Linked DNA regions of Homo sapiens: region 2 is linked to region 1. Evidence: chromatin contacts called from ENCODE Hi-C or POLR2A ChIA-PET data. All regions are on one chromosome and are shown on one strand. Each heading gives the region's core, a stretch centred on a gene start or an enhancer-like site at or near the end of the contact. The rest is flanking DNA. Distances are from core to core; before and after follow the strand shown.

Region 1 (5,082 bases), core at 667-3,166:
TCCATAAGAATTGCTTTCCTGACCTCAGAAGCATAATTGAAAGAGGGCTTGTGGATTTTCTGCAAAGAAAGGGCCTGGCTATTTTAATTAGCTTAACGTATGTAAGATCAATTATTTTGAGACAGTAGACAAACAAAATCATTCATAAGGTTGGCAGGTTTGTGCAAATGATTTCACAAGGGTAAATCATTTTCAGGTTACATAGGACAGATGTGTGCAGTGTATGTGAGAATGTTTGGAAAATATTTTGGATGCTTTTCAAAGGCATACACTACATGTGGAATTAACTGAAATTGGTTTCTTTAATTATTTCTTTCTTACCCACACAATAATGATGGGTTCCTACTTACAGGGTGATGTGACATTTATATGCCTAGAAGTTTCCTTTCCTTTTGACCATTTTTTAAAAGATGCAATATTTTTCCTTCAACATTAGAAGTTGGGTCCCCTGTAAGGCCTTATACAAGAGAATGAGAGTTGAAGAAATACATTTATGGTGGATAGGCTGTTTGAAACTCATTTTAGCTAAAACAGAAAAACTGCAGCTTGTGGAGTGGCAAGGGCCCAGAATTGGCCAGAAGTCATGAATTTTGGCTCTAACTCCTGAATTGAGTGGCTTTGAGCAAGTCACTTACCTCAGAGCCTCATTATTTTTATCTACACAATCAGGGGTTTGGCATCTATGACTTGAAATTCCTTTCCAGCACTATGTTTTGTTTCTGTGGTTGGTAACAATGTAAGAATTTTGGGGGACGCATTCTTCCAAACTCTTGTTTTTCCACTCACATCATTTCAGTAGAGAGCTGACTGCCAATATCACAATAACTTTTTTTTCGATTCATATCAACTTTAAAATGTGTTTTTAAAAATGGCAAGTTAGGTGTCTGTGAATAACAACTGATATTTTCCAGAATTTTTCCTTCCTTCCTTCCTTCCTTCTTTCCCTTCCTCCTTCCCTCCCTTCCTCCCTCCCTCCCTCCCTTCCTTCTTTGAAAGCCTTTTAAGAGGTGAACACAACAGTTTTGGCTTGGGACACAGCTCTGCGGGTCAGGATCTAACAAAGGGAAATCCCCGATGTGCTGGAACCTTACAGCTCCAGGAACCGGCTGTTTATGAAAGCTGAAGTACCGCTAGAGTGAGCAAAGAAGCCACTTGTGATTCCAGCCAATTGTCCCCAGTCCAGACCATTCAGAGGAAAGAGTTCTGCCGGTCTTCTGCATCCAGTTGCCAAAACCCAGGAGGTGCAGCACCTGCTTAGGAAAGCCATAGTGCATGGGGAAATGACCGCTGAGGGGGCCACACTTTCCCTTTTGCATTGGCAAAACTGTTGCTTTCTTACCTTTTAATACTCTTTCTCCGGATTTTGAGAATCCGACTATTTAAAGATTGCTTTCATACATTTAGTTTCTGCCCCACCCCACTACAGCCCCCTTAGGTTTCTTAACTTTTAAGACTTATGATAAATGAGGGTGGGACTGGGTGGGGAATGGGGTAGATGGGAGGGCTGGGAGGACTGGGAGAGTTGGAGTGGGGGATGGAAGATAAGGGTAGGGTGGAGCAGGAAGGGAAGGGTGGAGACGAAGGAATGAAAAAATGAATAACCCAGTGAAGCAAATGAATGGAGCAGCAGCCAAATAAGCAAACAAAACAAACATTTATTGACCGTCTGTCACTTGCTAGGTGTTGTGATAGACAGCAGGCAAATAGCTATGAGCCATGCAGCCAGGTCCTTGCCTTGTGAAATTTACAGTCCAAAGTGGGCGGATATCAAACAAATAATTAAGCAAATACTTTAATACTTACAACTGTGACACAATTGCCATGAAGAAATATAAGGGGCCCTCGCCCTAGTCCAGGAGGTGAGGAGGACGATGTTCAAGCTGGATTATTTCCATGCCATTTTCCAAATTGAAATCTCAAAGTAAATTATATTGCAATATGATGTATGTTTTTTCCAAGTGAAACCCAAGCACACATCCTGCTCTGCCCCACCCTCCGCCCCCACACGGGAAGCTCTCGGGATCAGCCTGGGTGTTCTGTGGTTCTGACGCCATCCTGAGAGCTCCACTGCCACACTCCTTCCCCTGCCTCCTAAATTCGATGTGGAGCGCCACCTAGAGTTTGGCTGACACATTCCCATAACCATAGGGTACAAGGATACTTTGAAATCTAGGATATTTGCTAAGTTTTGAAAATTGAATAAATAAATAATCCATTGGAAAAAATGAATAGCGAGTGAATGAGCAAAGCAGCAGGCAAATATACAAACAGGACAAACACTTTCATTCACTGTCATTGTCATCCAGCGTGAATTCAAAAGACTCCAAGTTTTCTAAAAAGAATGGCTTTCTCTAGGAGCTTTCCAAGATTTGTTTTGCAAAGCTGCCAAGGAGAATACTAGACAATGAATCGGAAGTAGCAAGTCTCACGGTGATATCCAAAGTGTTTTTCATCCAAACCTCAGAGCAAGAAGGTTCCAGGAAGATGCCTAAGTCAAATTAAGATGTTAAGTCAAATTTACCTCGTTCTAATAACTACCCAATAATTTATTGAACAGTCTATATTACTGAAATACCTATGGCATTAAGATAGAACCAACTGTTGTGATTTATGGAGTAGGCTAACATTGCAGCTGTTAAGGAAATGAAAAAATGTATGGGATCTGTCATTTTTAAATCACCTTTAAACAAGATATCCAGCTCTGTAACCACATTCCAATTAGTCTTACAAGAAAAGCCAAGCACAGTTACATTTCAAAAATGTTATCGCATATATAAAGAAGGAACTTATCTTTCTCTCTTACATTAGCCCTACTTTTCTCTACCAAAAACTTGCCCCAGAGAAAAACATATTCAGGTAAAGAAAAGTCATATCCATCCCCTCCATTCATTAATTTCATTTAACCAACATTTGTCGATCACCTCCGGTGGTACTACAGAGATGTTGGGATATCCTGCTTCATGATCTAGTTGGAGTAGATAGCAGATGCCAAGAAAGTGGACATGACAAAACTATGCTATTTCTAAATGCTATCTAGAAATAAGGAGAAGCACAAGGTGTCAAGGGCACTGCTGAGAGGCTCCTGACCAATTTGGAGCAGTCGGACAAGGCGTCTCCTGGATTACAGTGCTGTGTCTTCAAGTATCAACTTCCCGGAAGGCTAAGTTAAACAAAAGAAACTTACAAACCCAGAATGGTGAAGATATCACTTCTACTGAAAACTTTTCCATCTGAGATACAGTGATCTGGGCCAAAAGAACATAATGAAAATGAATAATTCTGAAATATAAGATCCAGGAGTATTGAAACGATTTTGATCTTGTCTGTCCTGTAGTGCTATCACTCTCCATATTGTCCAGCATATAATAGGTATTCAATAAAGATTTGTTGAAAGCTGGACAAATGCTGAACAGAAACCCCAATATGCATAGTAAAAAAACAAATCAGTCGATGTATATTTCAGTCATCTGTAGTTTAGTGACAGATGGTTTATCCACATGTTTTCTGAAAAGCCTTCAATGGTTATTTTATACTCCACCAAATTTCAGTGCTTCTGCCTATTTTTAAGTTGCCTACCTCAACCCAGTTCCTTTCTGTGTCTCCAAATGTGTTTCCTCCTACTCTTCAACATGAACTGCCTTTGCCATTCATGTTGGTTTGTTTATGGTCCCACCAACACTATGTGCATTCCTATTTGCAAAAATCCACTGTTTTGATTTCCCTCACCTAGCTGCATCCTCCTCTCCTCTTCTCCTCCATCCTTTCTCCAGATCTATGGAAATTCTCCCCATTCTTCAAGAACCATCTTGAGCTCACATTGCTTTCTCTGACTAATCCATTCTCTCTCAAATTCATATAAACTCTACAGTTTATGCCATATTAATGAACCTTCATTACATAACCCTCTTACATCATTCATTTTTATGTATGTTAGTCTTATTTTATTAACTAAACCCTAAACTCCTAAAAGGTTATGGTTCATGCCTTATTCTTCATCTATATCAAATACCCACTTGGCTGGCAAAGAGATTCTGAAATGAGGCAGTGGTGGAAGATAAGAGTGGAAGAAAAACTGGGTCTAAATCATGGAAAACCTTGAATGCTGTATCAAAAGATTGTCATTAGCCTTAAGGCAGAAATAAGATTGTGTTCCTCCACCATGTCAGTCAGAAGAAAGGAAAGCCTTTCCAAGAAACGTCCTTCTCCATAGTTACTTCACCATTATTGGTCAAGTACCAATCACTAGTTATAAAGACAAAGTATGGAGAAGGAAAAATTTAGTAAATACCTTCTCTGAGTTTTCAGCATCTTGATTTCCATGTTTCATAGAGTTTTCTGAAAGTGACTGTGTGTGTTAGGTAAGTAGTTAACTGAATATTCTGCACTTAATTTCTCCAGTCTCCATTATTTCAAAAGATTGGGTCTGCTGGTCTTCATGAGATTTCAAAGATCTTTGTTCCACCCAAGGTATGGAGAGAGTTGACAGGGCTGGTGATTCTGCTCTTGACAGAAATGGGCAGAGCAAGTGTCTAGGTCATTTGGGAGAAGTGATAAAATAATTAAAAATAAAATTAAATAATGGGCTAATAGAATTGTTTGTTTAATGAAGTCTTCTCTAGGGAGGCAAAAATTTCAGTAAGAACTTAATTAAAAAGAAAATTTTAAAACTTCATAGGTAAATGCTTTTGGTAAAAGCCCTCTTCTGTGTGGAGCAATGCCATAAACCAAAACTGCATCTTTGAATCCAGATAATTTAAATGAGCAAAACCTAAAAAAACATGTATTTACCAATTATCTGGTTTTTGCATTCAAACATTTAGGCTGAAAGAGCAATGTTTCATTTTTCCTCTAAAATGTGGGATTTTTTTCCTAAACTAGCTTAATAACTATGTCAGAAAGCCATCAAACCTCATTATTTATATTATAGATTTTGTAATTACAAATTTACCTACTCACGAAAATGTATTTGTAATTCTAAAATGAGTACTCTGAGAACTTTCTCAGTTATTCACAGACATGCACAGAATGACAAAAAAATTGAGCCACCCAACATTCATACTCCCAGCTGTGATTAAACAAGGT
Region 2 (5,128 bases), core at 457-2,956, 130 kb before region 1:
GAAGCACAATCTCAGTAATCATGTTAACTCTTAGGGTTGGCTTATTTCAAGTTTCCTTTTTCTTTTTTTTTCTCCTGGTTTTCTATTTTGATTTTACCAATTCATTTTAAATGGGGTGTTTTCCGTCATAGACCACCCAGATTCTTTCTGGAAAGAAGTAATACGTAAAACATACTTAGCTCATAACTTTTGACTCCCTTTGATTGTGTCATCTCAGCTCAGCCTCAATTTACAGAAATTGGCTCACAAAATGACTGCTTAACAAACTTAAGGAAGAAAGTGACAACTTAAAGTTGATAGAAGGAAACATACTGAAGGCTCTAGAAGAGGTAGTACACTAAATTCTTATCAGAGACGCATCTAATAGAGAAACAAACTTCAGTGAACTCTTTCACTTACATGGAGCCCAAGACAGACTGAAGTTTGGCCAGACTCAGTTTACAATTGGACAATCCTTCAGCTGACTGTAATCTCCCCTCCATGGAATTCCCCATGAGTTTATTGAGATCCTACCTTGAGGGATTTACCACTTTTCTACCCTTTGGTATCTTTTTTTTTTTTTTTTTTTTTTTTGACAGAGTCTCACTCTGTCACCCAGGCTGAAGTGCAGTGGCGCGATGTGGCTCACTATAACCTTCGTCTCCTGGGTTCAAGCAATTCTCCTCCCTCAGCCTTCCGAGTAGCTGGGATTACAGGCGCCAGCCACTATGCCTAGCTATTTTTTTGTATTTTTAGTAGAGACGGGTTTTCACCGTGTTAGCCAGGATGGTCTCGATCTCCTGACCTCGTGATCCACCGGCCTCAGCCTCCCAAACTGCTGGGATTACAGGCATGAGCCACCGTGCCCCGCTATCTTTTATTTGTAAAATTTCTTCCTCTTTCCTATCACTAAACTGGATGATCTATGAGGGCAGGGGAGCTGTATCATTTATAGTCTATCCCTCAATTCCTTCTTACCCTTCCCAATAGAAGCAGTTGTTCAAATATTCACTCACTCACTAAATAAGTGATGTTCTTTCAAAGATTCCTGTGATATATTATTTACTCCTGGAAATCTGCTGCACAATGTTGTCCCTTTCTTTGTAGTGTCAAACACTGGATGTTTGCCCAGACAAGATACCAAGATCTAAAAAGCATGTGACATTCCTGGCATTGCTTTGTTTTCTAATTAGGATCAGTCATAAAGTTTCTGATAAGTAAATAGATATAAGTCTCAGTTGGTCCTTTCTATTCCTTTCCAAAATTATCTTGATCATTAATTTCACTTTCCAAATTACTATGCTTATTTGTCTTGCATGATGGGAACTGAAAGATTTTGGAATGCATTCCTCAAAAAAGAGTCGGTTAAAATATCAATTTGTATGATTATGTCATTTGGGAATTTTCTGATTTGAAAAATCTGCGATAATTTTTTAAAAAAAAATCCTAAGTAGCAATCTGCTACAAAAGATGTAAGTCAACTTCCATTCACAAACAGGAGATCACAACAAATTTAGTGGCTGCATCCTAATCACAACAAATCTAGTGGCGCTGCAGTGAAAAAGGAATTTATGATGGCAAGTCTGTTAAGCTAACCGGTAAGCACGTACACATAATATTATGTTTGCGGGTGGGTGGAGGCTGCAGGTCATTAATATTCGTTGGGTGTCCAGCCTGGCGTTTGTGGTTCAAACAGCTTTTGTGTTTCGTGCTCCACCTCCCGCAGAGTCACAGACAGCAGTCTGCCCCTTTCCCCACCCAGTCTCAGTTCAGGCGGAGGGTCGAAACGCCACGCACGAGTCCTCATGCCGGCGGGCGCAGAGCGGGGCGCCAAGGGCTGCCCGCGGGGTGCACCTCTAGTCCACCAAGTCCTCTTTGCGGCGGGGATCGGGGCGCGCCGGGGGAGCCGCCCTTCGCCCCCGAGGTCTGGGCGCGCAGGAGGTATAGGACTCTGGGATTTTTTGGCCAAAACTCCGGCTCGGGGTCCCCGCCGCCTGGAGCGGGAAAGTTGCGCGTTGGAGAAACAAACTTTTCCGTCCCCAGGGCAGCGCGGGGAGCTCGCGGACAGGTCCTCTGGCAGCAGAGAGGGAGCGGTGCAGAGGACCGGGGACTGAGGAAGGAGGAGTGCGGGACCGCTCCCCGAAGGTGCCTCCTGCCGAGGCCACCGAGGCCGTCCTGGAGATGGCGTCGGCTCCTGAGTCTGCGGCGCCAAAGTGCTCCCAGGTGGCGCGGAGCGAAGGGGGTTTAAATTTCTCCCTCCTCGCAAACGTCCCCTTGCTTCGGGCCGGAGAGTATTGCGCCCAGACACCTCTCGAGGAAGGGAGATTGGACTTTCCCAGATTGGAGGGAAATTTAGAGCTGGCATTTACAGTTATTGTAAAAGAAAAAAAAGTGTTTTGAGGAGAAGAGGTGAAGGGTAGGAGAGGAGAAGTGTTAAAATTTCGACCAAACCACGAGAAACCTCACTTGTTTTAAGTTCGTGACAGTTTATTGGCTTTCCCTAAATGTCCTCAGATTAGCCTGACAGCTCCTTACCTAAAAATATCGAGTAAAAGCCCCCAAACCAGAAGCAGTTAAACGGTGTCACTGAATTCAATCTCAGAGCGATTATGGAGTTAATTCACATAATAAGCAAATCACAGAGTTGACAGATTATTATATGAACACGGACAAATTGTTACATAAAATATTTTGATACTGATTGTTTTATTAGTAATGTTAAGCCCCTTTATGTCTGTTTCTTTTTCCCGGGATTGACATGTTATACAATGCTCACTGCTAAATAAATAAACCAAAATGGTGTGAACTAATTGTCTCCCTCATTTAACTGTACCTTTTTATTAACATTATTAACATGATTATTCATAATTCCATTGGCTATTTACACTGGCAAAATTTTTCTGTTGTATTTGTTATCCACAGAGAAAAATATGTTAACATGAAGTGGACTTGAATAACATCCAGGTTTGAAAACTGACACTATCGATGTTTAAAAATATGTTAAGAGTTGTTCTATCCCTAGACTATTAGAAAATTTAAACTGCACGTGCCCCAGCTAATTAAAAACAATTTAAATTATTATTAAGAGAAAATACAAGGGATATAATCATTAGTCAAAACTTACTCATTTAAGTGTTGTCAAATGTAGTCAAAACTTACAAAAATACATTTTATTTAGCAAAGAAAAGATAAATGTAATTTATTTTTCATTTTATCAAAAAGGTATGGTACATTTTACTTAATTTTATGTAATTATGCTTTCTAGTTTTAATAGAGCCATGTGCATATACAATCAAAATGATTAATAGGTATTTTGTTGATAAAAGGAAAAACAGAAACTCAATTCTTTATATTTCTACTAAAGCTTCCTAAACAAGAAAATATTTTAGCTAATGAAAAATCTTGAATACCTTAAGTGGGGTGTTATAGATCACAGCAGAAATAGGTGAAAGGTGAAATTTAATTTAGCTGGCTTTATCCCTTCTCCTGGAAACTGGAATCTTACCTATAGGGTGAGGTGTACTGGGAGGAGAGGTGGAGAATTGGAAAAGAAAAAGGAAGAAACTGAAAGAATTTTAGTTTATAAAGAACAACATAAGTACATCAATAAATCACGTATTTTTCCTATAAAAAATAAAGTACAATAGTACTTTATTGAGTAAAATAAATAAAAAAAGTACTTTAATGAGTAAAATCATTAAAATTTCCTACAACACAGAGGAAGTAAGTGTTCAAGCAGTACCACCTATACCATCATATCATTCTCTGAGTGCCAATTTAACTAAAATTATGTCTTCTAGTAAGAGAAGTAAGAAAATTCAGAAAGATCACCAAATAAGTAGTGTTTTGGGGGAGGGCACGTGTAGTATTAATAGCATAGAAGATACTAACTGTGGCACAGATTTTTTTTCTTTTTCTTTTCTTTTCTTTTTTTTTTTTTAAGATGGAGTCTCACACTGTTGCCCAGACTGGAGTGTGATGGCTTGATCTCGGCTCACTGCAACCTCCACCTCCCGGGTTCAAGCCATTCTCCTGTCTCCACCTCCCAAGTAGCTGGGATCACAGGCACCCGCCACCACACTTGACTAATTTTTTGTATTTTTAGTAGAGGCAGAGTTTCACTATGTTGATCAGGCTGGTCTGGAACTCCTGACCTTGTGATCTGGCCACCTCGGCCTCCGAAAGTGCTGGAATTACAGGCATGAGCCACCATGCCCGGCCTCAATATGAGAATTTGAGGTATTTCAGAGAAAAGCATCACCAGGATTAGAAATTTAAGTTACATCAATTGAAAATATGAAAGGATTTAAGATTATGACCCTGAAAGAAAAGATTCAAGTTACTAGCAATCATATTCGGTTATTTAAGGGTTATCCTTAGAGCCCTGGAGTTGGGACATGCTGAAAGATTTAATAAGAAGAAAGGAGACTTTAATAGCATTGGGAGAAACTGACATTAGACCCTGAAGACTTTCTTGATTATAAAGTTATTGAATTATAACAAGTCACTAAGCAAAGCATGCTTACAAAACTGTACCTCAACTACTTGCTTAATTTACCTTAATGTTTAGAATATTCTAGACCAACTGGCCAAGAAAACTGGATCTGAGATCCTTCTGGTTGTTTATTGTGAAGTTCTGCATGGAAATAAAAAATATGCAGTTGTATTCCATTAGGATATTGTTTTTGGTAGTAGATTCTTTTTTGTTTGTTTGTTTGTTTGTTTTTCTTCTGTATTTCTACAATTTATTTGAGGTTTAAAAAAATAGCCATCTACTAGTTTGGGCTGACGACATAAACTCTCTGAACCTCATTTTTTTCAATGGTTATAATAATTCCTGCATCATAAGTTGGCTTTATAATCAAATATGATAATGAAAGTAATGTTTTGAAAAAGATAATTGTTGTTAAAATAAGCCTCCTACAAGTTTATATTATGGATTTCTATAGTTTTATTGCTGTATTGGGTTGCCTTTTTCCAAAGTGGCTGAAAGATGAAGAACATGCTTGCTTTTTATTGTTAGTTTTTTTACTTGTACAGTCGACTCTTGAACAACCCAGGTTTAAACTGCTCATGTCCACTCATGTGCAGATTCTTTTTTCAATGAAAGTTATACCACATATGCGTGCCTCTCCTGCCTTCCCTTCCA

What was found. Hi-C counts contacts between places; a loop is a spot of excess contacts on that map. ChIA-PET counts read pairs that join two places held with the same protein, here RNA polymerase II (POLR2A).
Region 2: a loop to region 1 is called in a map of HCT116, with 3 times the contacts of the local background. The contact joins the enhancer-like site here to the promoter of LINC02454 in region 1. A Hi-C loop is called at or near these places in 1 of 168 maps with a recorded cell type or tissue (HCT116). POLR2A ChIA-PET finds 5 or more read pairs at or near these places in 2 of 52 experiments (HCT116 and RWPE1).

Annotation. Positions count from the first base shown.
Region 1 is chr12:65,599,703-65,604,784 of GRCh38, reverse strand. LINC02454 (long intergenic non-protein coding RNA 2454) reads right to left here and starts at 1,916. Exons shown (of 3, transcript NR_146529.1): 1 at 1,804-1,916. The region is part of intron 1 of MSRB3-AS1 (MSRB3 antisense RNA 1); the gene reads left to right.
Region 2 is chr12:65,726,174-65,731,301 of GRCh38, reverse strand. No RefSeq gene overlaps it. Among named protein-coding and RNA genes, the nearest start is that of MSRB3-AS1, 86 kb to the right of the region's middle. RefSeq lists a silencer at 1,047-1,247. Within about 2 kb of position 1,706, at least 2 of the 41 ENCODE cell types and tissues checked have a DNase peak (open chromatin) inside an H3K27ac peak, as active enhancers do; they include HCT116, where a contact is called at or near this core.